Regions from separate parts of the Homo sapiens genome. Here region 1 is linked to region 2. The links are chromatin contacts, found by POLR2A ChIA-PET in ENCODE. All regions are on one chromosome and are shown on one strand. The core of a region is the stretch at or near the end of the contact, and the rest is flanking DNA. Distances in the headings are between cores, read along the strand shown.

Region 1 (2,700 bases), core at 66-2,565, 53 kb before region 2:
TGATCCGCCCACGTCAACCTCTCAAATTGCTGGGATTACAGGCATGAGCCACTGCGCCTGGCCTAGACAGCAACTTTTATTGAAGCAGCAGTGTACAGCAGCAGCAGAGGTACTGGTTCTGTGGAGAAGGCCACCCCACAGGCAGTGTGCCCAGAGTGGCAGCTCAGAGGCAGTTCTGCAGTCATAGTTATACCCACTTTAAATTACATGCAAATCAAGGGGTGGATTATGCAGAAATTTCTAGAAAAAGAGTGGTAACTTCTGAGTCATTGGGTCATTGCCATGGAAAGGGGCAGAAATCTCTGGGTGTTGCCATGGCAATGGTAAACTGACATGGCACTCTTGTGGGCATGTCTTACAGAGAGGTATTTTTATCTCTTCCCTGTTTTAGCTAGTCCTCAATCTGGTCCAGTTTCTGAGCATCACCTCCAGAGTCCCACCTCCTATCTCACCTTGTAGACAACATTTCACATGTGTTGTCACAACTCATTGCTGGAGGAATCAAGCATGTCCTTTGGGACTCTACTGGGAGGGGACTGTACTGGGAGGGGACCGTACTGGGAGATGGCTCTTGGAAGCTTGTGCTTGGTTACTTCTGGACCTCGCCCATGTGCCTTTTCCCTTTGCTAATTTTTCTTTGCATCTATTTACTGTAATAAATTTTAGCCATGAATGTCATTATATTTAGATTTCTAGCAAATCACTAACCTGGGAGTGGTCCTGTAGATCCCTGACACAGCCTCCTTTACTAGATTTTTCTAAGTATTAAGTGTGATTATATTGGCATTATATTATAATAATAAGTAATTAATAATAAACACTAATAAATGAAAGATAGCAAAATTACCTTATGATAACATGGAAAACTTGAGTCATATGCTAAAGGACATGAGATGGAAAAAGAGCATTAGCCAAGCCTGAAATTTTCTGCACATTTTCCAAAGTGGATTTTTAAAAAATAACCGCAAATAAGTGCAGAGCTTTTTTTTACACTAGAACAATTAGGATGCCTTATTATTGTCTGAACTCTTCTGCTTGCTTGAGTCAATGAAAACTTTACACATATTGGCTAGATATATTCTCAGATATCTTCTGCATGTAAGCAAAGGGGAGAAATATTGTGCCGTTCTGAGCCTTTGAGAAAATTTGCCTTACCCACTTCCTGTGTTTAAAGAAAGGCAATGTATTAATATCTGGCAAGAGCACATTTGAGATCGAGACAAGAAGACAACAGGATGTACTTTCTTCTTGTCAAGATAGAACTTCATGCCTGGCTAATCAACTAGAAAGTCTGATTTTTGCATGCCTCAGGAAAAAGCAATCATAGGTGGTTTTGAGAGGAGGGTTCTCTAGTGTTTCCTTCCCTCAGAGCCGAGATCTTACATGTAAATTGATGCACTTCTTCCTGGGGCATCCAGCTTTCAACCACCTTCACATTATGTTTAGCAAAAATAGATGAAAATTTGTAGCCATGTGCATATTTTGATTACTGCTCCCGCTCATATACTCAGTGACATGAAAGACTGCCAAGCTTACATAGGACCTAGCGCAAGAAAAGGCTCCGCAGCAGGTCTGGGCCCTGTCGCTTGGGCCATATGATCCTGCAGATACACTTGCATTGGAGGTATCAGTTATGAGAAAAGATGCTATGTGTTCAGTGTGCAGATAGGTAGATTAAAAAGAGAGAAAGATGCTATATGGGTTTTGTGGCAAGTGCCAGTGGAAGAATCACAACTCAAGGCCTTGGGAATCTGGAGCAAGGCTATGCCATCTCTGGTGGAGAATCACATGCCTTTGGAAAAACTACTCCTACCATGCTACAAGGCTCTGGTAGAGACAGAAAGCCTGCCAATGGTTGCCAAGTGACCAGGCAGTGAAACTTCTCATTGTGATCTGGGGCAAATCAACCAAGTTATAAGATAAGGGGACACCAGCAGGAATTCATCCTAAAATGAAGGTGCTGCCGGACTGAAGAGAAGCAGGACCAGAGGGCAGAAGTAAGCTGCATGAGCAGCAGCGCAGACTGCCAATGTACCTACCACTGTTTTCCCATTGCTGCGCCCTCATAGCTGAATGGGGGATTCTTCATTGCAAGTTGAAAAAAGAGAAATTTGAGCTTGCTTTGTAGATTGCTCTGCCCTATGTATGAGTGCAAGCTGGAAGTGGATGGTAGCTTCTCCACAGTCTGCTCAAAGGTGGTCTTGAGAGACAGTGGCAGGGGAAAATCCTCCCAATAGGCAGTGCTTTGAGGAGGGCACTTGGCTAACCACTTTGTGTGGAAAGAGAAGTAGCTTGAGGTTAGGATATATACAAACTCATGAGCAATGGCAAATGGTCTGGTCAGCTGATTTGGGACTTGGAGGGAAAAAGATTGGAGGTCTAGGGGAGAGGGATGTGGATAGACATACGGGAATGAGCATAAAGTGCATAAAATGTGAACATCCACCAGAGAGCACCCTCAAAAGAGTCACTAAAAACCAAGTAGCCAAAATGTCCTAGCCAGTTGACTGACAGACATCTCTGTCATTGGCCACCCCAGTGTTGGCATGATAGACACACGAATCAAGTGACCGTGGTAGCAGAGATTGAGGTCACTCATGGAACAAGCATTGTGGATTCCCATTTACCAAGACTGCCACTACAAAACGTGCAGCTGCCAGCAACAGAGACTAGGGAAGAAGTTGACTACATTGGGCCCCT
Region 2 (2,700 bases), core at 138-2,637:
GTAGGTTGTTGGAATGGGGTATTACCTACAGCAATTCTAGAACAGGCTAGAAAGACAAAAAATAGTGAAGAAAAACAGTCTGTAACATTTTAGAAATGGCTTTTATTCATGTAGGGGATATTTAGGAGATGCTAAGTGCTGGATACCCATGGATGCTTAGACGAAAGGACACTGTCTCAGAGCCCATGGTTAATCTAGTGGATAAACAGAGACCTAAATAGATGATGATCATACAGTGAGACATGCTGCAGTTACAGGGTGCAATGGGAGCGTGAGTATTAACAGAAGGAGCCTCTCAATTGGCCTAGTGAATCAGTACAGGCTCCCCAAAGGCAAGAGACTTGAAAGAAGTTCGGGAGCGTGCTGTGTAGACAGTGGAGAAGAAAGCTTTTTCAGACCAAGGGAATTCCATGTGCAAAACCTCAAAGGGTTTTTTTTTCTTTCTGGTTTTTGTTTTTGAAATATGATACACATGCAAAAAAGTGCCAAAAATAACAATGTAGAGCTTAATAAGTTGCCGCAATGTGATGCCTGTGTAGCCACCACCCAGGTCAAGAAATAGGACATTGCCAGCAGCCCAGAAGTTCCCTTCCTCCCCTCTGCTATGCATTAATCACTCTCTTCCCCACCGAAGGGAGCCATGCTCCTGAATCTGTGGGATCTACTAAAGTTTAGGTTTGCCTGTTTTTCAACTTTATATAAATGGAAGCCGACAATGTTATATTTTGTGTCCGGCTTCTTTGCACAGTGTTATGTTATTGAATGCTATTCATATTGTTGCATGTAGTGCTGGCTCATTTTCTTTTCTTTTCTTTTTTAATTTTAAATAGAGATGGGGGTCTCACTCTATTGACCAGGCTGGTCTCAAACTCCTGGCCTCAAGTGATCCTCCCATCTCAGCCTCCCAAATTGCTGCGATTACAGGCATAAGCCATGTGCCCGGCCGAGGCTCATTTTCTTTGCTGTTTATTTTCTGTCGTATGAATATACCACAGTTTATTTATTGGTGGCCATCTGAGTGGCTTTCCAGTTTGGACCTGTTACAAAATTGCTTCCTTAAATGTTCCTTGATCCATCTCTTAATGTACATGTGCATGTATTTCTATAATATATAAACCTAGGAGTGGAAGCATGATCTTTTCTAAGTTAGATACCTACTTTGTTTCATTATCCAGTAATGCCAGGGATTACAACTTGTATTTCTTCATGCTACTATTGTTTCTAGTTTTGCATGATCATTAGCTGTGACCATTTTGACTTTCTTAGGTTCCTCTCCCTACTGGTTTCTAAATTCCTTTTAAAATATTGCTCTTGATTTCATAGAGAACTTAGAGTTGTGATCTTTTGCCAGCGTTCCATTGCATTGACGTTATCTCCAATGTACATAAACACATAGGCCTTTGAAGATAATGTTCTGGTGCGCTGAAATTTTCCCTCAAGTGGAGGAGGGAAGTAGGAGTGTTTTGGAGATAATGTCGATAGAAGAGAAAGAACATTGTTTTATAGTTGCTGAGGCAGTTCTGGTAAAGAAAGGAAGCCTGTGATAATTCTTCCTCTCTTTTCTTCTCCAAATAGGAGATAATATATTGAGACATTCTTTATTTGATTCTTTCTGCTTTATCAAGTGGTATAAAACAAGCTACAAAGCATTGTCGTCCAAAGAGTAGCTAATCCATACAGGGGCGGCTGTGGAATTTGTAAGGGTGTAGGCATGCTTCGGTTAACTTTTATCTGTGAATATCTAGCCATCTGTCAGACACAGATTACATTTGTTATTTTTTTTCTAGAGTGGGAAGTTGACATTTTTCTTTTCGTGTTTTAAACCAGGAGTCTTAAAGCAGATTTTCTGGTTTTTAAAAATTGTCCCTTTGCGTTGATTGCTTTTGGTCACAAGTTTGAGCATGTCTCTCAGATATTTAGTATCAGAAATGTTTTTAGGCCGGGTGTGGTGGCTCATGCCTGTAATCCAAGCACTTTAGGAGGCCAAGGAGGTCAGATCACCTGAGGGCAGGAGTGCGAGACCAGCTTGGCCAACATGGTGAAACCCTGTCTCTACTAAAAATTAAAAATACAAAAATTAGCTGGGTGTGGTGGTGGGCACCCGTAATCCCAGCTACTTGGGAGGCTAAGGCAGGAGAATCGCTTGAACCCCAGAGGTGGAGGTTGTGGTGAGCCGAGATCACGCCATTGCACTCTAGCCTAGGCGACAAGAGTGAGACTCTGTCTCAAAAAAAAAAAAAAAAAAAAAAAACCAGAAAAGAAAAAGAAATAATGGTGTTTTCAAACACATTGCTGTCAACAAATAGACATATAGTATATAAAATTTAAAATCTGTTGGATAGTGATTCTACAGCTTTGATTTAATTTAGGAACGTTAAGAAATCTCTGCTGGCTGCGGTGGCTCACACCTGTAATCCCAGCACTTTGGGAGGCCGAGGCAGGCTGATCACCTGAGATGGGGAGTTTAAGACCAGCCTGACCAACATGGAGAAACCCCATCTCTACTAAAAGTACAAAATTGGCCGGGCGTGGTGGCACATGCCTATAATCCCAGCTACTCGGGAGGCTGAGGTGGGAGAATTGCTTGAACCTGGGAGGCAGGAGGTTGCGGTGAGCCGAGATTGCGCCATTGTACTCCAGCCTGGGTAACAAGAGCGAAACTCCATCTCAAAAAAAAAAAAAAAAAAAAAAAAAAAATCT

What was found. ChIA-PET counts read pairs that join two places held with the same protein, here RNA polymerase II (POLR2A).
Region 1: POLR2A ChIA-PET joins it to region 2 with 16 read pairs in activated T-cell. The contact joins two enhancer-like sites. POLR2A ChIA-PET finds 5 or more read pairs at or near these places in 6 of 52 experiments (HEK293, MCF 10A, OCI-LY7 and 2 more).

Annotation. Positions count from the first base shown.
Region 1 is chr9:71,794,151-71,796,850 of GRCh38, reverse strand. No RefSeq gene overlaps it. Among named protein-coding and RNA genes, the nearest start is that of CEMIP2, 27 kb to the right of the region's middle. RefSeq lists enhancers at 1,359-1,448, 1,985-2,533, 2,534-2,700. Within about 2 kb of position 1,315, at least 5 of the 41 ENCODE cell types and tissues checked have a DNase peak (open chromatin) inside an H3K27ac peak, as active enhancers do.
Region 2 is chr9:71,741,183-71,743,882 of GRCh38, reverse strand. All of the region lies in intron 4 of CEMIP2 (cell migration inducing hyaluronidase 2), which reads left to right. Among named protein-coding and RNA genes, the nearest start is that of CEMIP2, 26 kb to the left of the region's middle. RefSeq lists an enhancer at 1-49. Within about 2 kb of position 1,387, at least 5 of the 41 ENCODE cell types and tissues checked have a DNase peak (open chromatin) inside an H3K27ac peak, as active enhancers do.